3 separate regions of the Mus musculus genome follow, and regions 1 and 2 are each linked to region 3. A link is a loop called in an ENCODE intact Hi-C map of the cell type or tissue named here. Cell type or tissue: left cerebral cortex. All regions are shown on one strand. Links, peaks and the distances in the headings refer to the core of each region. The heading gives the core; the rest is flanking DNA. Region 1 overlaps Gm32532 (a long non-coding RNA gene). Region 2 has its middle 7.2 kb from the start of Gm32532. Region 3 overlaps Pard3 (par-3 family cell polarity regulator).

The links. Hi-C counts contacts between places; a loop is a spot of excess contacts. Peaks named below come from ENCODE experiments on the same cell type or tissue, not always from the same donor. Only the 100,000 strongest peaks of a DNase experiment are listed, where the experiment ranks them.
Region 1: a loop joins it to region 3, with 2.0 times the contacts of the local background. A loop is called at or near these places in 2 of 42 quality-filtered maps.
Region 2: it touches region 3 in a loop (2.1-fold over the local background); 3 of 42 quality-filtered maps call a loop at or near these places.

Annotation. Positions count from the first base shown.
Region 1 is chr8:127,671,170-127,679,251 of GRCm38, reverse strand. It overlaps Gm32532 (a long non-coding RNA gene), which reads left to right. Exons shown (of 4, transcript XR_388233.1): 3 at 1,039-1,257; 4 at 1,740-2,186. Among named protein-coding and RNA genes, the nearest start is that of Gm32532, 16 kb to the left of the region's middle. In left cerebral cortex, for the core only: no CTCF peak of the experiment used is centred there; a DNase peak (open chromatin) is centred at 3,723.
Region 2 is chr8:127,693,956-127,702,037 of GRCm38, reverse strand. No RefSeq gene overlaps it. Among named protein-coding and RNA genes, the nearest start is that of Gm32532, 7.2 kb to the right of the region's middle. In left cerebral cortex, for the core only: no CTCF peak of the experiment used is centred there; DNase peaks (open chromatin) are centred at 3,497 and 3,828; H3K27ac peaks cover 516 bases.
Region 3 is chr8:127,605,418-127,613,499 of GRCm38, reverse strand. It overlaps Pard3 (par-3 family cell polarity regulator), which reads right to left. Exons shown (of 25, transcript NM_001309391.1): 25 at 1,214-3,068. The coding sequence ends at 2,726. Among named protein-coding and RNA genes, the nearest start is that of Gm32478, 21 kb to the left of the region's middle. In left cerebral cortex, for the core only: no CTCF peak of the experiment used is centred there; DNase peaks (open chromatin) are centred at 3,166, 3,909, 4,474 and 4,715.

The sequences.
Region 1 (8,082 bases), core at 1,457-6,456, 66 kb before region 3:
CAGGACATGACAGAAGTTGCTCTGGATTGTAGAACATCCTACCAAGAGCTATGCACTCCTGTGACCCTATTAATGGAGAGGCTCACTGCTGTCTTGATGGCAGTATCTGCCAGTGTCTCTGACATTTCTCTGATTCTCTTACCTTTAGTAGTCAATTAACATTTTGAGCAGAATAATTAGAAGTTGTATAAATATCTTCTCACTCTATAAACATCTGTGTTAGTTACCTTTCTTGATGTGACAAGATACCAGGCAAAAGTAGTTTAAGGAAGAAAGAAGGAAGGAAGGAAGGAAGGAAGGAAGGAAGGAAGGAAGGAGGGAAGGAGGGAGGGAGGAAGAAGGGAAGGAGGGAGGGAGGAAGAAGGGAAGGAGGAAGGGAAGGGAGGAAGGGAAGAAGGGAGGAAGGGAAGAAGGGAGGAAGGGAAGAAGGGAAAGAATGAAAAAAGGAAGGGAGGGAAGGAGAAAAGGGAGGAAGGAAAGGATGGAAGGGAGGAAGGGAAGAAGGAAGGAAGAGAGGAGGGAAGGAAGGCAGAATAGAAGGAAGGGGGAGGGTAGGAAGAAAGGATGGAAGGAAGAAAGGAAATGAGGAAGGCATGCAGGCAGAATGAAAGGAAAGAAGGGAGAAGGAGGGAAGGAAGAGAGGAAGGGAGAATGAAGGAAGGGAAGAAAGGAGGGAAGAAAGGAAAGAAAGCAGGCAGGCAGGTTTTGTTTGACTCACAGTTTGAGGGTGCAGTGCATTGGGGCAGATAAGTCTTGGCAGTGGGAGTGTGAGTAGCTAGTCACTGTGCATTCACAGTCAGAAAGCAGAAAGCGAGGGATGCTTTCTCCTTTGTATCCTCTCCAGGGTCCTAGCCCAAGGGATGGAGCATGGGTTTGGAGCACATCAATTAATCCAGTCTAGATAATCCTTCCTAGGCATGACCAGAAGATTGTCTTGTCAGTGATTCTAGATCCTGTGGAGCTGACTATCAATATTAGCCACCATGCCTGGTCAGCACATCGGGATGACAACTTTAATTTTAAGCATTACATCTGCAGGTGCAGTACATACCAGCAATTGTCATTACCGTACGTCGGAGGCTGGCATCTATGCTGCAAGTTGCTGTTTGAGAGCTTCAGAGTGGCCCAATGCTTTGATATAACCACAGGAGTCAGAAATATTCTCTGAGGGACAGCGTCCTACCCACCTGCAGATGGAGGTGTTTGAGCATGCTCACTCAGCTGGAATGTACGTTTTCTCCCTCGCTCCAGGTGTAGGTAAGCCTCCAGAGGGCCCTCAGACTCACAATCTCCCAGCATCCTCCGTCTGAGGTTACAGACATATACTACTATGTCCCGTACACATGCAAAATGTTCAGATTTATTTTTTAAAAATGACTTTAGGTCAGAAAAGTGTTTACTTTACAAACATGAGGACCTGAGGCAGAACTAACATACAAAAAACAAAAACAAAAAACAAAAAACCAAAACAAACAAACAAAAATGTGTGCAGTGGGGAGCACATGCAACCTAAGCACTGGGGAAGACAAAGACAGGTGGATCCCAGTTTGGGATGTTTGCAGAGCTGTAGGTTCAGTAAAAGACTCTGTCTGAACAATGAGGTGGATGGGGCCTAAGGAATAACATTAAAAATTGTCTTCTGACCTCCACATGTACACATACACACACACACACACACCCCACATCACATCACATACACAAACACATGCTCATACACAAAATGGACTTATTTTCAACAGTTAGATTGCTGAATAGCACAGTCTGCCATCTTGACAGGAAGTCACTCAGGAAAGTCTGCCAACTCCTTTGGCAAGAAAGGTCTCTTGGAAGAGTCTGGATGGATAGTCAGCATCTTCAGGATCAGAAGGAAGTACCCTATCCTGCAGTGAGCACCTTCCAACGGAACAGTCACTGCAGTGTTTGGACAGGACATCACTGTCTTGCTCTGGGAAGGAAACAGGGGTGAAGCCCTGCCCTGCACTTGGACCTCTAGGTTATCTGCCAAGACTTACATGGTGGAAAGAGCAGACAATGACAACCATTACAGCATAATATGACCCCGGTCCTCCTGCTCCACAAACCGTGAGCACGGAGGAGACATGCAACACCTGTCCGTACCTGCCTAGGTGACATTGCCTTCCACATTGCCTTCCACCTCCTCCCTAACTGTAGCCACTGACTCCCCTTCCTAGCTAATATTATTAAACAAAATCTGAGGACCTCACCCTTCTTTGCTTCCTGTATGAGTGCACTGAACATCTGGACACAGGATGTGTGTGGGCCCTGAGCAGTTAAAGCTCAGTCAAAATGCTTGCAGTGTCGTGAGAGGGCCTGTACTTACTTAGCGTTAGCTGTTAGCGGATTCCAAGTGGCAATCCCTGTGCCTGCTTTGATGGTTGATCTTCATTTTCAACTTGCTGGGGTTTAGAATCACCATGGAAACAGACTTCTAGGTGTGTTTATAGATGGGGGAGTTCTTCTCAGCAAGGAAGACTCCCTTTGAGTATGAACAACAGCACCCTGTGGCTAGAGTCCCAGGCTGAATAAAAAGGACCCCAGTGACCAGAACCCAGCATCGTTTGGCTCCTGTCTACTGACTGATCCAATGTGTCCGGCTGCCTGATGCCCTGTCCCCATGACATCTGCTCATGACAGAACACCCTCAAACTGGGAGCCAGAGTGAAGCCCCTCTTGCTGAAGTTGCTTTGTTTGCCATTTCTCCACACCGATGAGAAGTAGCTAATGCTGTTTATAGGATGTAGGTAACCTGGGTTCAGCTGTATCTCAGCCTCTGTGTTCTGACTTGATAAATAAGCAGTTACTATTAGCACAAGCAACAATGCTCTGATCAGCTCAGGTACTGAAAAGACCTCCTAAGGGACTGTGGCACAGGGACTTTGCAGACATTGTAAGATTGGCAGAGAAGTGGGTGATTACATCATTCAAAGTGGAATTGCTTCCACTTGTTACCCCAAAAGCTGCATACTCAAAGCCATGTGTCAATCATCAAATATTTAGCAAAACCCACCATGTGTCAGGTACTTGTCTAGCTTCTGAATCTGCAGAAGTGAACATGACAAGCAGGAAAGGCAGACGTTTGTCTCCTCAAAAGAAGGCCAGCAAGGATGGGAGTCAGGCAAGTGTCAAGTGAGAATAGATCTCCACCCACTCAGAGCATGCTGGTTGCTCACAGACAGTGATCACAGTCAAAGCTCACAGCTGAGTTGGAGACTCACTTCTATCTTTCCTAGCCTAGCTCAGTCTAGCTTTGCACCATGTTAGACTGAAGAGCCACCTCAACTACATCCCCTGGTATCAACAGGGGAGACTTGGATAATATATCCTATCCATGATACAGAGGTAAGAGTACTGACCATTGTATCAACAAAAGCTTGAAGACACCAGGCAAAGTTGGATATAGAACTAAGGTTGGTCCAGGCCTGACTGAATGCTATGCAGTCTCTCTTTCCACTAGACTAGAATGAACACTAGAATCATCTCAGTGTAAAGCTTTGAAGACCCAGAATGCAAAGCGAAGACAGACTGGGTAAAACAGACTGGGTAAAGCCAACGCACCCCAAGCTGGTCCCAGGGCCAATTAGCCGGCCAGCCTGTCTGAGTGGGATGAGGCAGCTCTCAATGAATTCCACTATTTTTATAGCAAGGCAAACTCCAAGAGTTGTCTGGGATTTATTTCAGGCCCTCTTTAGGATGGGAAAGTAAAGCCTCCCCTGTTTGTACAAGCTACTACGTGTTTACAGAGAGATTCAGAGCAGACTGCCAACTGAAGAACATGGGCTGGCCTAGTTTTGAAGAGAATCTTAATTAGTAACACCAGCAAGGAAAAAAAAAATCCCATTTGGACCAAGATTCCATGTCCCAGAAGTTGTCATCTCGACTCTCCTAAGGCTTATGGATAACTCTTTATTTCTGGAACTATCTTGTGAAGATGGAGTGGAAGAATCCCAATGATATATTTATCTCATTACATCAAAGGGGAAAATTCCAGCAACTCCCAGCTCACACATAGAGGCACAGGCACTTCGTAGCAGTGTCCACCCTGAGGCTCTGGCTTCCTTTGCTAGCCCTTCTGTCTCAGGAAAGAAGAATTCCCTTGGTGCCACCCAGGCCTGTGTTCTGGATGTCTAGGTGGGCCCCCGGTGATGCTGACATTTTTATTTTGCAGACCATAGTTAGAGCATCGAGGGTTTAGGTCATGACTGCACATCTGATAAGTCCTCACTCAGAAGTGACACCCATGGCTTGGGGAACTGGCTCTGTAAAGTACAGGATCCCTGGGACTCACAGTCAGCCTGGCTTTATTGGTGAGCTCTGGGACAATGATAAAACATATCTCAAAAACCAAAGCGAATAGTTCTGTAGGAATGTCAGTTAAGGTTGACCGCTTACCTCCAGATGCATTAGCACACGTGCATGTGACAAAAGAAAGGTGAGGAAGGAAAGGAGGATGTGGAGGTGAGAGGGACTCACTCCTACACAGGGTTGGGAGTCAGCGATACTAGAGAATGGAGTGCCTGGAGGAGGGGAGGCACTCACTCTGTCTCTAGAGTACCTGGACACTGTGTGGTCTTTTCCAGGCCTCGGGAGAGATGCTGCAGGAAGATGTCACCCAATGCACAGCATCTCCTTCTCCAGAGTCTCTCCATGGCCAGCAAACACTTTCCTGCTTTCCATTGCAGGGACAGAGAGTTTGCGGGTGGTTTGGATTTTTGCTTTTGGAGACTCAGCTTTGGCCATTCATCACCAGCTGATCTTTAAGGAGGGACCCTGTTGAGGGCTGGGTTTACCCAAGGCTTCCCCTGAGTCCCTAATGAATGGAGAAAGAACCAGGGTGGTACAGAGTCAGGAATGGCCTGGGTCCAAAGCTTTGGCAAAGCTGTAGCTTCAGATCCTGTAACCCCAACTCTTCCTACCCTAAAAGACTATGATTATCAGTCCCAAGATATCCTGTGTTCCCTTTGTGTAACACTGTCTGATTAGCTTCCCGCTGACTTCATCCCATTGTATGATAGCTTTCTGCTGGCTCTGTCCCATTTCTCCCCTGGAACATATAAAATGCTGTACTTCTTAATCAGCTTGTTTAGCATAAGGCAGCTTGTGCAAGACCTCCCAGTCCCAGCCTTTGTCCTCTTTCTTGTCTTATCTCCTGGCCATCCCACTTAGGACCCTTGGATGGCCTATTTATCCAGACCTAGGAATGAGTCAGAACCCCCCTTTGCCACCTCCAGAAGGGACTATTACAGAGTCCTTAACTATTGCATTGAGATTGCCCGTAACTGGCTCTGAGACCTCAGCTCAGTTTCTCTTCTGCCAGTGACTTGACCTGTCCTACTCTGGCAGCTTGGACATGTCTAACTTTGCTGCTTCCTTATTTCACCCTCCCCATGATATCTTAATCCATGATAGATGTTTTCAAAATAAGTATGTTTTCTTAGCAGAAGCAAAGATGGAAGAAGTGAAAAAATAAACTATTAGTTAAGCACAGTCAGCCGTCTATATCTGTGAGCCCAGCTCCTGGGAAGTGGAGGCAGGAGGATCAGGAGTTCATGGTTATTTTTGGCTACATGGTGAGTTTGAATCCATCCTGGGCTTCATTGAAATGAAGAGGGTTGGGGGGGGTGTCACAGTTTATAAAGTCCCTGCCATGTAAGCATGAGAAACAGAGTTTGATCCTCAGAGTCCTTGCATGTTTGTAATCCCAGCATTGAGGTGGAAATGGAAGGATGCTGGTACATGCTGCCCAGTCAGTCAACCTGAGTCAGTGAACTCCAGCTTCAATAAGAGAGCCTGTCTTAAAATATAAGGTGCAGAATGAAAGAATGAAGGAGACACTTGTTGTTAACCTCTGGCCTCCACATATATTCAAACACATATGTACATAGGCACACAGATGAAAATGAATGAACAAGAAAAATAAAACGCAACTATTAACTACAAAAAAATGACAAGATGAAAAAAAACCAATAAGATGGCATTCCCTCATGTGTTTGATGAACGAATAACAGAATCCTGTTCAGGGTTCACCTTCTATAAGAGACTGTGAAAAACTCTGCTTTCCCACATTTTCTGGATAATAATCTGGCTGCTGGGGTGGACTTGGAATAGAGCTGGAGTCAAGAATCACAGAAGCAAAGATTAATATAATCCAGTGGTCCCACAACTGTGTCTTCCCTCAGCTTCCATGGATCTGTAGTGTGCAGAGCAGACATGGTTGTATAGATGCTCATATAATATAACATTTTGGCAACTTGTCATTTGAGCAGATTTGTTTACTCACAGAACTCTCCAGAAGCCTCAATGAACTAGGCACATGCCTGGCTAGTTTGAGGACTAAGGCATGGGGGACTCAGGTGTCCCTTTCATATAGATTGTTAGCTGGGGGGGGGGGGCTTTGTGTGTGAAAGTTCTTGGTTGTCTTTCAAAATATTTCCTAGGTCAAAAAATATCTACGAATGCTTCCATGTGGCCTCACTAACAGGCTGTGTTTTCTCTCACCTTGTCTTATATGTGGTGTATCATACTTGTGTAACCCAAGATTCAGAGCATTGTTCTAGGCCATGCTATAACAACAAGGCATCTACGTCACGATGGTCTCTCCCAACTCTTACACCAGTTGTCTTTGCCTCCTCCCACAGACCCTGAGTAAAATGTCTCTAAGATAGGCTATTTGCCTTCCCTAAACCATGAATGTCAGAAAGTGGAAGGGAGGGTTAGTCAAGAGTTCCTGACATTTTAGTCAAGAACAGACCACATATATGGTGATGGACCTTCAGGATTATGTTGGGACTGCCAAAGTCCCATAGTCTAGTGACATCACAACTGTTACTCACTACTCAACAGGATGCTCACACGTGTGTGGTCATGCTTTGAAACAACCTCATTGCACTGCCAGCTGTAAAAAGGCATTGTGCACAGGGATGGGGAGACAGACAGATCAGTCCATAAAGTGCTGGCCCTGCAAACTTAAAGACATGAGTTGAGTCCCCAAAACCCATATTTAAAAAGTCAGGTGTGGTGGTAGCCTCTTGTATTCCCAACACTTGGAAGGTATGGACAGGAGGATTCCTGGGGCTCACTGGAAAGCTAGCCTAATCTAGTGGCATGTTCCACGTCAGTGAGAGACCTCATCTCAATCATAAGATGAAGCCAATGAGTTGATTATGCACTTGGTAAGGCATGTGCTCTGTGAGCCTGACCACATGAGTCAATCACTAGAACTCACATGAAGGTGGGGGAGAGTGACCTGGCTCCACTCATCTATCCTTTGACCTCCACATGTGCTGTGGTACTGAAATTTCCATAATTCCCATGTCCATACTCTGTACACACACACAAACACACACACACACACACACACACACACATATATATATATATAATAAGGTGTATAGTACCTGAGAAATGACATTGCAGAGTGATCTCTAACCTCCACACTCAGACACATAAACACATGCACACACACTTACATACACTCTCACAAATACATACACACAGAGAACATAGTGATAATACTGTATACAGTGCCCAGCACTTGATAATGACAATAGCTGACTGCTGGCTTGAGTGGGTCCTAAACTAGACTTTTAATCATTATTTCAGAATGACTTCTTTCCCATATGAAAGTTTCCTGGAAAGCGTTGTGCTGTGTTACACCAGCCACAGACTTTCACATCTTTAATTTACTGTCCCTCTTCATTGTATTGCTTTCTCTGGTGTGTGATTTAGTCATCTTGTAAAGTTTTTTGTTTTGTTTTTCCTTCATAGCCTGGGGCTATAGGCCATTACATAATGGCCTCTGTGCCACCAGGCCAACACATCTACTCATACATACTCCCTAACTCATACACCCACTAGCAAGCAATCTGTCTCTGTCTCTCTGTCTCTCTGTCTCTCTGTCTCTGTCTCTCTGTCTCTGTCTCTCTCTCTCTCTCTCACACACACACACACACACAGGAGGAGACTGTGATATTAGGTTTATCAGATAATTGTGAATATAATGCTAGGATTCTTATAATGCTAAGATTCTGAGGATGTATCTAAAATGTATCACGGATTAATTGT
Region 2 (8,082 bases), core at 1,416-6,415, 89 kb before region 3:
AAGACACAGGTGAGTCTCTCAGACAACAACAAAAAGGACTTGGAGCCTCTGTGCCATGTCAGACTGGGGCTGTTGTACTTCAATTGATGCTTGTATCTCATACCTTAAAACTTTCCATTGACCAAATTAGAACTTCCTCAGTCATGGAGAACTGGTCTGTGGAATATTGCAGGCTGGGAGCCAAACTATCTTGACCTATCTTAATACCCATTCATTACCCACTTCCTTGTGACTACTGGGCAAATCCTTCTAGAATGTATGACTAGACCACTCGCTTCTACCAATCCAAAGCTAAACAGGCCATCAGACAACATCTGAGGCCTAAAGCAGAGATTCCCTTGCTTTGTAGTAACCCACGTATCAGACAATCCCACCAAATCATTTTAAAATGCCTTGCTTTATAACTTTCTTTAGTCTGTAACTATGCAAACCGTATCAAGTGGTTGCACATTGGGACATGGGAATTGGAGCAGTTTAAACCATGTGCCCAGCCTGTACTCACTCACATTTGGCTCCAGAATAAAGTCTCTTATTCCCACTGAGGTAAGAACTGCAGCTTTGAATGGACAAAGGTCAGCAGTGAGTCATCCAGCAAGGCTCACTATGGCCTGATTTGGGGCTCAATCTAAACTCCATCCCTAACCCTTGATTTACTGCATGGGTGCATGATGAAGCTTTTGAATCAGCCTTGCTGATGAGTTTGAGAGCCCAGTTCCCATCCATCCTCATGATCAAGGCATTGAGATGTTTCCATAGCCAGGGTTCCCTTGGCACACCTGCTCACTCCAAAGGCCCATCCCCAAGGTCTACTGACACCTGCCGTATTTGTTGAAATCCTCTCCTTGGAAGCAGCTGAGTCCTGCCATGAGGAAAGAGCATCCTCAGGACCATGTGCCTGTCTACCATCCACAGTGAATACTGGGAATATCTTGAGTACAGTGAGCACTGAAAGTCCCATTTATTGAGTGACTACAACCTGCAGTTGAAGCCATAGACTCAGAAGACCTGCATTCAAATCCTGCCTCCATCATTTAGAATATAAATATTGCCTCAAGGAAATGGACTTTCTGACTTTTAGTGGCCCCACCTTCAAAGAAGACAGTTCCCATCATATAGAGCTGTTGTGAGAAATTCCATGGCACACGCTGAATGTTCACAAGGTTTCAGATGACTATTATCTCTAGGCTGCCATCTACCAGACCATCCCTCAACAATCTCTGTGTGCCCACAGTGCTGGTCCCCCACCAATGTCTGGTCCTGGATTCCATCCTGGAACTACCTGACAGTGTCACCCATGTAAGTGTGTTTGTCTCTGACAAAGTATGATGGTTTCATTTACAGTAGGCCCTGTGATAATTTATTGATTATCAACTTGACAGAATCTACAATGAACTCTAGTATAAGCCTTTTGGCACGTCTGTAAGAAATTATCTGTTTCCATGATGGACTGTACTCACAGAGTGGGAGCCAAAATAAACCCTTCTTAAGTTGCCTTTGTGGTGAGGAAGGTAAACTGCAATCCTTCAGTGTGCATTGGGCAGGCATGAAAAGAGGCTTGTTTACCATGGCATACACACTGTCTATTCTAGGCTCCACCTGTCTCAAATGCTGAAGCATACAGAGCTCCATCCAATCCTCTTCATTCTGTATATCAATGCTTCTGTCATAGAGTGGAGATCATGGTATGACATCACTGTCATATGGTCACCCTCTCTTCTAATGACATCTTAGACATTTATGAGAATTCCCATGAAAGAAGCTTGTGTTTCTGAAGCTCTGGGGCATAACCATCACCCCTGCAGCAGACAAGACAAAACGAAAAGGTAAGGCATCTATGCCAACTTGCTCCCAGTGGGTTGACATGCCATTCCCAGGACCCATGAGATCTTCAATGCTGAGCAGCTAACAGCAGGAAAAGAAGGGACAAGGATTTGAAAGCTACCAGGAGTCTCTGGTAAAAAGGATTTCCACACCCTGGCTCCATGGATGGTCCTTCTCTGGGAATAGCACTAGACTCTAAATGCAGATAAAACAAAGAATAAAAACAAAAACCCTTCTTTCTATTAAACTTATTAATATGATATCTATTCTTTTGAGCTGGGACAAATTACCATGTCCCATTAGAACCTTGCTCCTAGCACTGCCCAAGAATTTAAAACAAAAGTGTCTACGTGGTTTTGCCCCAGTGATCATCCCAATCTTCCTCTGGGAGCTATAAGAATAAATAAAACCTACCCCTTCCATTCACTGTTCTCTGCCCTCAGGTGTAAGTATCAAGTCCCCAAAAATGTCTCCATCAGGGCGGTGGTTGTTGCTCAGTTGAGTGTTTGTCTAACATTCACGAAGCCCTGAGTCCCATCCCCAGAACCATATAACCCAGGTACATGCTTGTACTTACAGGGCAAGGGACATGATCAGAAGTGCAAGGTCTTCTTCAACTATGTAGCTACAGCGACCATCAGCCTGGGTTACATGGATCCTACCCACATGTAATGATGTTGGAAGGACTGGAGCAGCAAAGGAGAAATGACCAGGCTGATAAAGCAATCTGAAGACCAAGGCAGATGGAAAAGGAAGAGTTAGTTCAAAAGGCAACAGAGGTAGTTTTCTATGAGCAGATGCATCCCAGGAGAGCTTGTATGTATAAGATGCATCATCCACCTGGAGTTCCTCTTGCAGAGTGGGCAGAAGTTCATCATGGGATGGTGAGAATTGTCATCCAAATATCCACAATGGTATCCTTCCTACCATCTTTTCTCTGTACACCACACAAAGTTTCAGATCCACTGAGCATGTGGCCACCAAGCCGCAAACCATCTCAAACCTTCTCAAAGCTCTCTTCTCCTATTCATATTCTCTGTCCACCAGCCAGTTCCCAACAGAGGACATGTTTCCTTATGACTATCTTAGCAACAGACTCTGAAAGTCCAGCCTGGAGGTCAGGAATGACTGAAGGACACACAGAGGACTTATATTTATTGTGTTTGTGGTGTGTGTATATGTTCTTGTGAGTGTACTTGTACATGTGTGTATGTGGATATAGAGGTCATAGGCTGACACTGGGTGTCACTCCCCAGGCATTGTCCACCTTCTGTTTTGAGACAGATCTTTCACAGAACCTGAATTCATAGATTCAGAGACTAGCTGGCCATCAAGCTCCAGTGGTTCCCCAGTACTGAGATCACAGGCACACATCAACATGCTTGGCTTTCTCACAGGGTTTCTCAGAATCCAGAACTCTGGTCACCATGCTTGTGTGACAAAATTAAGCCCTGTCCCTAGCCCTAGGTGTGTATTTGTTGAGACTGTTTCACCTTTCCCCAATAACCTCTATCTATAGATATTCAATTCCATCTGTGGTAAAGGATGTAAGCAGCTGCCAGGATTTTTTATGCTGCAGGGCTTCTCTCTGGCCAACTATGACTCAATCGGTCTTGAGCAAAAGACCTGGAACATCCTTCACTTCTGGAAGCCAAGCGCAGGATGGTGGCGAGGCACTCGCTTCCCACTCTCACTGCCTGTGTTCCAACACCACAAAAGAAGTAATGACCTTCTCTTCAGATGCACAAAGGCAGTAGCTCAGAAGGACTCTGGCATGCCAAAAGTCACAGATTTCTGCACCACAGTGTCTGTTCCCTGTCCCTGGAGACAATCCCAAATTGCCTCTCACCTTGGCATCTTTGGGGGGTTCTGGAGATAGGACAGGAATGATGAGAAATTGATGTAGCCAGGCATCTTGAATGTCCTTCAGCACTTCCTTGACTTGACCTGATCTTCTGTTGAATGGTAAAAACAGTCTAGCAGCTTGTGGGCAGTGTCTAGTACCCAAGTACTCTCTTCTGCATCCTGTTATGGTAACAACACCTATGAGTGAGTCATTTATTACAGAAAAGACATCTGTTTTAACGAGTGGTTCTTAGTGTATGCTGCTCCATATATTGAGGAAGGTGGAGGATGCAGAAGAGAAGGAAAGAAGACTAAACTCTCAGAATAGGTGAAGAAAACATGAAGAAGGGTCATTCTGTCCCTAAATGCCTGTCCTACCGCTTGCAACATGAGTACATTGAGGACCAGGATTGAGCCTGGTGGAGAAAAACCATATCCAAGGAGTGAGTCATTGAGTGAGAGACAGGGAACGTCTTCTAAAATATCTTCTGGAATCTTGTTTCAAAGATCCTCTTACAGGGGTAGAGATGGCTCATTGAGTAAAGTACTTGTCTTGCAATGCTGGGCACCTGCATTTAATCCTCAGAAGCCATGCAAAAAAAAAAAAAAAAAAAAAAAAAAAAAAAAGCCATGCATGGTGACATGCACCAGTAATCCTAATGCTGCAGATGTAAATCAAGAGGATCCCTGGGGATCACTGGGGATCCAGCCTAGTCTATTTAGTGAACTCTAGACCAAAGTGGTCCTGTCATTAAAATCAAAATGCCTGGGGCTGAGGGACAACACCTCCACACCAGTGCATGTGCAAATACTCTCACATGTGCACATGCCTACTTGCAGAAACAATTCCCTTATGAGATACATAAGGATATGCACCAACCTCTGGGCCAGCCAGGCAACAGACTATTGGAGGACCTACAGTACCTTTTATCCCTAAAGGCCTCCCACTAAGCAAAGGTTGCCGTAGTACATCTTATTTCACCCGTTTTTTTTTTTTTTTTAAGCAGTTCCACTTTGCAAATATTGGGGATCTTGTGACTGTGACATACACATTGCAATGTGGACACTACTTTGTCCATCACTTTGATAAAGTGTTTGACAAGATTAGCTTAAGGAAGGGTTTATTTTGGTTTGAGTTTTGAAAGTGCAATGCATTGTGATAGAGAAGGCATGACAGCAGGGGAGTGAGGCAGCTAGTCACATTGAACCTACACTCAGGAGGACTACAACAATGTGTGATGGCAGGAGATCTAAGTAGTTCGTTCTCCTTGCTATGCCCACTGTGCCTCACTGTGACCCACTGTACTTCACCATGCCTGCTGTGCTTCACCAGTGCCCACTGCAGCCTACTCTGCCCAGGACACATGTGTCTTCAAGCTCTGTGTCCTTGCCTATGCTTTTCCTTCACCCAGAAAGCCTGACCTTTCCTTCCTCTGTACACATATACCATATGAAACACTTAAGTCAATAGTTCTCCTCTACCCCCAACTCTAGGAAGAACTGTGCTAGTGGCTATAATACCTCTTGGATCTGTTAAAACCATCAGACAAGAGGACCATTCTCTGTTACTATAGCAAAATACCCATGGATGGGGTCTTTATATAGAAAGATGAATTATTTAATTTATAGAGATTCAAGGGAATGGACTCAGCAGCTCTGGTGAAGATGTTATTCATAACAGATGGCTTCACAAAGACAGGTGTGATGGGGCGGATGGGGCGAGGAAGTTGTCACAGGTGAGACAGGAAGCCTGGAATTGCTGTCCTATATAAAGAAAGGAGGTTTGTTCTGTTCATGGTTAGAAATGTTGAAGGGCGTGACCCCAGCATCTGTGACGAATATGTCATTCATGACAGATGACATCACAATGGCAGTGTACATATGGGAAGAAGTCATCACACTGTGAGACAGGAAACAAGAGTGAGCCTGTAATGACTCCTCATTAGGAGACACCTCATAAAGGACCCACTACCTCTCAACATCATCACACTGAAGTCAGATCTCCCAGCCCATGAGGCTTTGGGGCCCTGTGATAATGTACAAAGAACAGGATTGAAAGGGTGCTTCATGTGGTACTTAGAGAGTGTGCCCAGGGGGCAGGCAGGAGCCTTGAGATTTCTACCTAGGAAATGGTGCAGTCATCCCCCATTCTAGAAAAGCAAGCCTTGGCTGCAGTTTTACCTTGCTAGGTAATAAGCTACAAGACACAGAGTTTTGCACACTCACTTCTAACACCTGTGTATCTACATAAACCCGGCCTATAGCATGGGGAACTCAGGTGCTTGTGTCAAAGGCTAGACCACAAAATTGTCCTGGCATATGTCCTGTCAGCTGTTATGAGGCCAGTGTAGTGGCTATTCCTGGTTGTCAACTTGACTATATCTGGAATTGAACTACAATCCAGAATTGGAAGGCTCACCTGTGATCCAGATCTTAAGGCTGGGAGATACAAGCTTCTAACCTGAATTTTAGCATGGAAATCTTGCGGCATAGTGACTATGAATGCCAGGAGACTAAGGCAAGAAGATCTCTAAGTTCAAGGTCATCTGGGAAAAGCAAGTCCAAGATCTAGGCATGGGGGTACACACCTTTAATCTGGGCCATACCTTCTGCTGGAGACCTACAAAAGGACATCGGAAGGAAGATTTGCTCTTTTTTGCCTGCATGCCTTGTGGGATTGAGCAACTACTAGATCCTTGGACTTCCATTTACAGCTGACCATTGTAGGGGAGTTGTACTACAGACTATAAGTCATCATAACAAATTTCCTTACTATACAGAGACTACCCATAAGTTCTGTGACTCTAGAGAACCCTGACTAATACAGCCAGCAAGTACATTATAGAAGCTGTGGGGAAGGGGAAGCCTTGTCCTTACCAGTGAGGTCCTCTGAGCTTACGGCATGCTTGCTTTCTTCATGAACTCCTCCCCCAACCCCACCTCAACAATCTGGACACCTGCACCCTCTCCTCTGCTTTCATAAGGTATATCCTCTTCAGGAATCTCCAACTGCATTAATGAGCAAAGGAGTAAAGTGGGAGGAAGGAGAACAGGGTTGAGGCTTGGTGGCTAGAGAAACTGAGCACCCAGGGATCTGGGTTCCTCTCCAGCACTACACACACCAGGTGTGATGGTGCACATTTGTAACCCCAGCACTCAGAGATGAAGGTAGGAGGGCCAGAAATTCAAAGTCATCCTCAGCTACACAGAGAGTTCAAGGCCAGCTTGTGGCATAGGAGAGTCTTTCTCAAAAGGGGAAAAAGAAAACTTTCATCACATTCCGAAATAGTATGCTACGGAGGGGGAAAAATGTTTGAAAGTCTCTGGGCTTTACTGCTGCCTACTTATTACACACACGGCGTGAAAAAAAAATTGGTGAGGTTCATCAAATACTTTCTTATGACTTTTTAACTTATCCAACTCAGCAGAACACAGACATTCACAGACCCACAGACATCAATAAATCTGCCTGAGCCTTAATTAATACAGCTGCATCGCCACACAGACAGAACTTTAAAGAGTCCATTACTGTCGTTCAGCCTGCTAGCTGCTTTCCCCACAGTGGCGCCAGCACTCTGAGAAGTTTAGAATGTCAAATATTTTGTAAGTGGGCTTTTTTTCCTTTCTCTAAAAATATCCAAACCAAAACTGAAGATGCAGAGATAAGTCCACCATCCAGCAGCTTCTACTTTAAGCTCAGCATATATTATGTGCCCGTGTCCTCCTTTTTTTTTTTTTTTTTTTTTTGGCTTTTCGAGACAGGGTTTCTCTGTTTAGCCCTGGCTGTCCTGGAACTCACTTTGTAGACCAGGCTGGCCTCAAACTCAGAAATCTGCCTGCCTCTGGCTCCCGAGTGCTGGGATTAAAGGCGTGCGCCACCATGCCCGGCACCCGTGTCCTCTTAAATGGCCTCTGTAGGCATGCATACTTTCTAATCTCTTGGGTGGTGCAGTACCTGGGCCTCTGAATCCTGCCCTGGTCCTACCAACTTTGTAGATGCAGCCATTTGGAAATAATGGATAGGATACTGCTGTATCCCCAAGGCACCCCCCCTCCACCAAGGAAAGCCTCTGGTTGGTACTGTAACACTTTATCTCATAATTATCTCCCTGGCAAAGAGCTGAAGGTTTTAAATTTTTCCTGCTGGTCAGTGTCAACCAGAATAATGGGACAGATTGTCTATAGAATGTGCTTGTAGTGTGGCCAGGGCTCAGCTTAGTGGTAGATAGACCTGTCTTAGATCCATGAGAAGTCAGCTAAGAACTCCTCCAGGGGTAGAATTGAAAACATGGAAGCATGCTATTGCCAATTTTCACCTGAGATTATTTTGTGTGATATGTGCATATGTGCACATGTTTGTGTGTGTACGTGTACTTGTGTGCACATGTATGTGAGCATCAGAAGTCAACTTTGGGC
Region 3 (8,082 bases), core at 1,611-6,610:
GAAACCTTTTTTTTTTTTTTTTTCAAAAAAGAAGTGGAGAAAAAAATAAAAGAAAATAAAGAGACTGCATTCTACAGATATTTAATTATTTTTCTGGTGCACTATGCTTTCCAAAAGAGGGGACTTCTGTCACCTCCAGGTGGTCTTCAAGGCTTTAGTAACATGCTTTCCTGCGACTGTAAACAAAAGTGGGAATCATGCCATACCTGCTTGGTTACAGGTGGCCTTTGACTTGTGTGTGTGTGTGTGTGTGTGTGTGTGTGTGTGTCTGCGCGTGCGCATGCGCGTGCAGGTGCGCGTCCCTGAGTTCTGAGGACTCACAGGATGATACAGAAACACACCAAATGCAGACACTGAATCATAGGTGCTCTGTTCTGTGTGATTGCGCCCACTACAGTGTAGACTGCAGGTTTACTTTCAAGTAAAACTCCAGGCATGGGGGAGCTGGTTGGAGGGACAGTTAGGACTGTGATGTCACCTGGCTGTCACCTTGCTGGAGGGCCACAGGTAAAGGCTATGATGTCACCTGGCTACAGAGCCACAGTTAGGGCTATGATGCCACCTCCTTCATCAGACACCTAAAACTCTCTTGTTCAGATAACTGGGGCTGGGGGAGTAGGGGGCCACAAAAAGAACTTTGTCCATAAAAGGGTTCACAGCCCACAAGAGGAGGTTTTGCCCAAGGGGTGGTGGTTAGTCACCTTTCATTGTCTATCTTGTTTTAATGAGAATCTTTGGCCAAGATCACCAAAGGTAGCACTAGACATATGTGGGCCTCTGTATGATCTCTTCCCTCTATTTAAGTCCTTTATCCCATACTTCCTAGGGGTTCCTTTGGGCTCTCCAGGCCTTCCACAATTCTTATTAATAAATGGCTCCATTTACATATTTATTTGCATATATATACATACATAAGTATATATGTAACCATAATAAAGAGCCCATGAATTTCAAATGCATTAGGGGCATGGGAGGGACTGGAGGGGAGAAATTATGTAATTAATATTAATAGAATAAAATATATAAAAATTTAAAAGAAAAATATAGGGTTCCAGTCCTCCCCACTCCCCACTCCCTCACTTAATCCTATGTTTGCATAGATAGGAAGGAACTTTCCACTTTCACTAAATATGAAAAAAAAAGACATCTGTTAATATACTTTTTACAAAAACAGCTAGGAGGGGTTTGCCAGGAAAACTAGAGACACAGCAAAGAACAGGAAGAAATATGTCTTTTATTAGAAGTCTTATATGTACAGGGACAGCTGTCCCTCACAGCTTAGGGGAGGCTGCGAGGAAGCCACCGCTGTCCAAGGTCACCACGCTTACTTACACTGGAAACACCACTTAAACACCACTGAAAGTCATTAACAGATAAAGCCATTACACACAGATGCAGAGAGACACGGCGCCTGTGGACACTGCGCATTATTTTCTAAAAACAAGTCTACACAAAAAATACAGTGTGCCAGTAAAAAAAAAAAATAGGCATATCAATACATGTCTTTTTTTTTTTCTTTCTTTTTTGTTAATACATGGTACTCTGAGCTTTTTGCTCAAGGTTTGTTTTTTTTTTTTTTCTTTTATTTCATATCAAGATTCGCAGGCACTTTAGCAACCCAGCCTTGGCTTACAATACAGGATGTTCAGACCTACAGATGAACAGCGGGAACATGAGGAGGGCCTCGTGACACAGGCATGCACGAAAATGTGACTCCTGTTGCTCAGAGGGGCATCAAAATGTTCTCAAGTGGGATGGCTCTTCTTTGATTTGTCTTTATGATAAACGGCAGAATAACTTAGTAATGCGGCCTTGTCAGGAAGGGACACAGTAGAGGGAATAGGAGACAAATACTGACTCCAACCTCAAAAGATGTATTGAGATTGATTCTCAGAATCCAAAGTGACTGACTTTTTTCCTTGCCCCACTCTGTGCCTTCCTTGCCAACCTACTGCGACACAAATGAAGTAAAACAAGGACAGGGTAGACTGGCCTAAACTCCTCCAGAGAATCTTCCCTCAGTTCCTATATCCTTCCTCGGGGTGCAATGCAAATGGGCCACTCCCATGTTCCTTGTTCCCAGGTATCATGAACGGGACTGAACACGTGTATTTATAAACGCAGACTAGAATCATTGTGATATGGGTAGTGGAGTTATAAGGCAGTTGGAAAGTACCCCCCACCCCCTCACAACCAAACGGCACTGGCGTATGGCTTAGTTTCTTCACTACCACTCTAGAGCCTTCATGCTCCGAGGATCTGAGGAAATAAAGGGAACCCCAGATCGAGTGGGAGAACAGGGGTAACCCTGCTGCAAAGTTCTGGTGCACACCGCAGTCACTTCCGGGGGGAGCGGGCGTCAGCAACATCTGCAGCCTCGGGTGGGGGGGTTCACTCTCTAAGATGAAGCTGTGAAGTCCGTAGGCATCTTAGGCATGGAGCTGAAGTTTCCGGTACTGCAGAGAAGCAGGTAGTTGATGCCTTGAACTTGATATTGGGGTCAGGGGGTGGTGGGGGTCCTTCCACGAGATAGACGCAGTGGCAAAGACATTAAGGCCTTCCATTTCTTTGCTCATGCTGCTTAAAGGCACTGATACCAGCAACAGAAGTGTTCTGGAGTACCACCGAAGGTTTTTTTTTTTTTTAAAAAACTCCAACAGCACAAGTCTTCATGGGTAAATGTCCTTTATTGCATGACACAAAATGCTGCCATCCTTCTTTGAGCTCAGGAGTAGAAGGGCCGCCCTTTCTCCGGTGTCTGCAGTCTGTTCAGCCTAGCCACCTGAGATGGAGAAGGGGGCACATCTTGCCGGAAGGGCCCTCTGACTCCATCAGCTGGAGGCTGCTTCTTCAGCTGCTGCTCTTTCCGCCTCTGTTCCTGTCGGAGAAGCTCCTGGGTCTCCAGCATGACCCTGGCATTAAAGCCGTGCCCGCCTAGATAGCCGTTCCTTGAGCCCTGGTAACTGGAATACCTGGGGTTCTCCTTGGCACTCTGGAAGCCTTCACCAGGGGCGTAGTTCTGTTCCCAGGAATCCTGTGATATGGAGCTGGCATTCTTCCTGCTTTGTCTAGCAATAAAGCAAAGAAGTCAGTCAGGGATGAGAGAGAGATGAATCTCCAGGCTTTAGCAAATATCATCATGACCTGAGCACCCACCAGGTATCATGGTGAGGGGCTAGAGCTCTCAAAATTGACTATCAGAGCTTGGGAAGATACCAATACCTGGGCTGCTAAAGCATGTTGTTGCCCAAGCATAATGATCTAAGTTCGATCCACAGTACCCATGCAAATAGCTGAATGAGATAGCACACATTCCAGCACTAGGGAGGAGAGACAAGAAGATCCACAGGGCTTGCTGAACGGCTTGTCTAGCCTATTTGGCAAACTCCAGACCATCAAGAAACCCTACCTAAAAAACAACAAACAAACAAACAAACAAAACAAAAACCCAAGGTAGATAGTTCTTGAGGAATGACACTCGAGGGTGCCCTCTGGTTTCACGTGCACACCCATGCATGGGTACTCACACAGATGCACCTACACTGAACATGCAGCCACACCACAACAAAACAAACAGAACAAAACAAAACAAAAAAACCTTAATTATCCTCAGCCAGTCCCAAGTTTCAGCTAAGTGACCAGTGCTAACTGAACAAAAGACAGAAGCAGATTCAGTAGATATTTAGGAACAGGTGCTCCTCCTAGCTTGAGGTGCCCTCTGTTTGGCTCAGGGCAACCAGGTCCCCTGCAGTGTGGGCACAGACACATGTGTATCAGCAGCATCTAGCTTTGCACTAACCGCTGCTCACTTCAGCGTTATTGTTCAGGTCTAAGCTACCCACACGAGCAGTGTATCTAGCTGCTGCCAGGATGTTAGAAAATGGTGCGTGCTGCTCGCTTTCATCTTCCAAAGACTGGGACATCGCTCTGTCACAAGGCAGCTCATGTGATAGACTACAGTACGAGCTCAGACAAAAATGAAAGGACAGCAGGCAGAGAGCTGGGCCAGCTCAGCTGCAGAAGCACTGGCCTAGCATGCAGGAGGCCTGGGCTCCATCCCCAGAACCACATAAACCGGGGTTGTACTGCATGCCTATAACTCCAGAGTCTGTGAAGCCGAGGCAGGTGGTTCAGAAGTTCAAGGTCATCCTCGACTATATAGTAAAGTTCAAGACCAGCCTGAGTGACAAGAGACTGTCTCAAAACAACAACAAAATCATTAACAAAACAAAGTGATGCAACAGGAGGTTCCTACAATCTTCAGCTTGGCTCTCTGGAATCCTGTATATTAGTAACTGACACAGGTCAGGGTTGCCCAAGTTCCTGTCTAGAAACACTATTTTTTCCCACATCTCAGCTTATATAATTCACTTCCTATCACCCCAAGATAGAGAGGCAAACGCAAGCTGCACAGAAACTTCACCTCCTACTACTTCTGCAAGGGGCTGCACAGAAACTTCACCTCCTACTACTTCTTAAAGGGGCTGGCTGCAGTTTTCAGGAAACACAATTCTGAAACATCTTTAATTTACTATCAAGGCTCTAGATACTTCTATGAATTTGCAATAAGATTGCCTTTGATAAAGCCGAACAATTTTGTGCCAGGAAGGAAGACATGCCCTATTTTTCCTCCTTGAAAACAGAAGGGGGAGGAGAGATGACAGTCATAAAGAAAATGTATTATTGCTCCATTTATCAACAAGAAAATCGTCTGGCGGCAGTAGGTGGAGCCTGCTGGCATCAGCCTCCTGCATCAGCACACACAACACTGCACATTCATGAGGAGATCGTGGGAGGCCACTATGTCTCCCATAGGAACAGAGAGAGCAGTATTCGAATATTCTGGAATGCTGGCAAAATGGTCCAGGGTAGAACCCACCCATTTTCTACATGGCTGAAATTATAGATGGGAAGACATTGCAGATGGAACTAAACTCTCACTGTCACTACCGGCTCTGTGATCCATTGAGAAGAACAGAGGCTCCCACCTGGCTCTACTCATGGGAGCCACAGCAGAATCCTCAGATGGGACAGAGTAAGGTCCTCTGCCTAAAGCACTGACTGTCTTCACTTAAAAAAATCGTAGACTAATCATACCAGAGATGTGACAGATGGATAATGTCAGTGTGAAGCCTGGGATGTGACAAATGTCATCTCTTCATCCATGACTTCCTGATACTAAAGCTCGCTACCTTCCTCCCTGACCCTGCATGATCTCTGCATAGAAAGATAAGCTTCAGGCACCCTAGGAATGCAGGTTCTTTCTGCATTGAAATTTGTGAAAATTCACTGTGGTTTGTTGGGGATGGAGGGGAAGATGCTGTAGGAGGAGAAACTTGTTTTGTAGCTCAAGTTTGCTTCAGATTAATGAGTACGTGAGCACAAAATAAAGCAAGAAATTCCTGAGGTTTGAAATAGGGTATGGGGAATATGAACACATACACACACATGTTCTCATATACTCACTCTCACACCCATACTCTCATATATACACAATGCACACAAATACACATGCTCTCATATACACTCTCACATACACATACATACTCTCATACACACAATCATATACACTCACTCTCATACACATACATACTCTCATACACTCTCTCACATACACGCACATACACTCACTCTCATATACATACATACACACATATATACACACACACACACCCCTCTCTTACTTTCTTTGGTGAGGAAGCTATTGGTGTCCATACGTTCTTCATTAAGAAAGAATTAGCAATGAGCCAATGCAAGAAAGGAAGAAAAGGAGGCAGACAGTGTTTCCTGTTTCGAAGGCTGAGGAAATGGCTCAGTGGCAAAGTGTTCACTCTGCAAGCATGAAGACCTGAGTTAAATCTCCCAGAACCTATGTATAAAGCCACATGTGACTGTTCATATTTGTAATCCCAGTGCTTAGAGACAGGAGGATCTTTGAGGCTCACTGGCCAGCCATCCTAGCTTAACCAATGATCTCTAGGTCCAGTGAGAGACATTTGTCTCAGGAAGTAAAACTGATGCCTGACCAATATTAGCTGAGATTGTCCTTTGGCCTCCATAGACATGGACACACATGTGCCTGTGCACCAGTGCACACACATAAACATGTGCCTACTTGTACACATGACAGGGGGTAAAGGGGGAGAGAGGAAAAAGAAAGGAGGCAAAAGGAGAGAGAGGGGAAGAAGGAGGGAGGAAAAGAAGGAAGAGAGAAAGAGAATGGATTAGCATTTGAATGTTCTGAATAGTTAACGATATAACACACAGATGCACTCACAGACACACAGATATACACACAGACCAACACATACATGCATACAAACACATATATACATACACACAGGAACACACACACACATTCTCTCCCTCTCCCCCTCCCACATTAGAAGTTAAATATCCAAGTACCTGGCATAGGGAAGAATAGCTTAGGATTAGAGAGATTCAGATTCTGAGCTCTCACTTGGTCACAGTGTGGCCTGGAGGAGTTGTATTCTCCAGGCCCAAACTACCTCGTCTGTCAGATGGGCTGTAGCTGCTGACTGTATAAGGTACTGGGGAGAAACCAGTGAACCATCACATGTAAATTGCTCAGAAAAGAGACTGGCTCTCTTCAAATGACTTATGGGAGCTGGAGAGCAAGTCAGTGTCTAATATTGGCTTCTGGATTTAGGGTAGAGAGGGATGATGGCCACTTTTGGATCCAAGGATAAGAAGTAGGAGGTGCATTGTTAATTTTCCCTCCCTTGCAGAGACAAGTAGGTTAGGATCCAAGAGCTGGTGCCCAATGACGGTCACTCCACAGTTGTACATCCCACCCGTGATCATTCAAAACGACCACAGCAATGGCAGCCGCCTATGTGTCCTCAATGGATCTGTTCACAGTCATACCTAGGTCAGCTTCGTGTGGCCCCCTGGGCATCTTACTGTACACCCAGCTAGGTACTAACTGCCTCCTCCTGGTTATAACAGCTTACATCACCATGTAAGGAACTTAAGCCAAAGTCACAAGGCAAGGGCTTTGCCACCAGGATGAGGGAGACAGAGCGATGAAGAGAGACAAAGAGAAAGGCTTTGAAACAGACAGACAGATCTGGACACAATAGCCCTGGTGGGAGAGGACATGAGGGTGCAGTGGCTGGTGAGAGGCAGAGATAAATGGTAAAGCAGTCATACAACAGAAACAGTCACCACAGGGGAGGAGGAAGAGGGAATGCAGAGAGTACAGGAGAAGGAGAGGAGAGCTGTGTTATGGGTGCTACATGGCTCTAGTGCACAGGTTCAGATGGAGAACTTTCTTCGGATACCAGATAATTTTGATAGGGCTTCTACTGCTGTGATAAAACACCTTGACCACAAGGGACTGGGGGAAAGGATTCTTTCAGTTTACAGCTATCAGGTTCCATTTTCACCGCTGAGGGAAGTCAAGGCAGGAACTCAAACAAGGCAGGGCCCTGGAGGCAGGAGCTGATGGAGAGACTGTGGAGGGGCACTACTTACTAGCTTGCTTTCATGGCTTGCTCAGCTTGCTCTCTTACATCACCCAGACCCACCAGGCAAGGGGTGGCACTTTCCAGTGGGCTGGGTCCTCCTACATCAATCACCAATTGAGAAAAATATACCACAAGATTGCCCACAGGACAATCTCATAGGGACTTTTTTCCCCCACAATTGAAACTTACTCTTCAAAAATGAATGGTGTCAAGTTAACATAAAACTAGTCGGTACACCAAAGAAAGGAGCTCATTTAGGAATTAAAGAAAACATGCTAGTCTGGTTGAGAGCCAAGTGAGGGGCTTACTGGGGTCTCCATTCCCCCAAACTGGCACTTCAGTCTGGCTATTATTTTGCCAGTGTGACTCCCACTTTGCCCATGCATGCCACAGAGTTTACATGTTAGGCTGGTTCATGTACACTCCTAATTCAAGCCACCTTCTCTGCTCCAGCTGACGCAGTCTTGGTCACTTGTTTTAGTTAATGCTTCACTCCATAATTGAGCTTCTGTGCCAAACTACACTGGTGTCCAATGCACACGACTTGTTTGCATGGATCATCAGAGGTCAAGTGCTTCTGAAAAGGATAAAA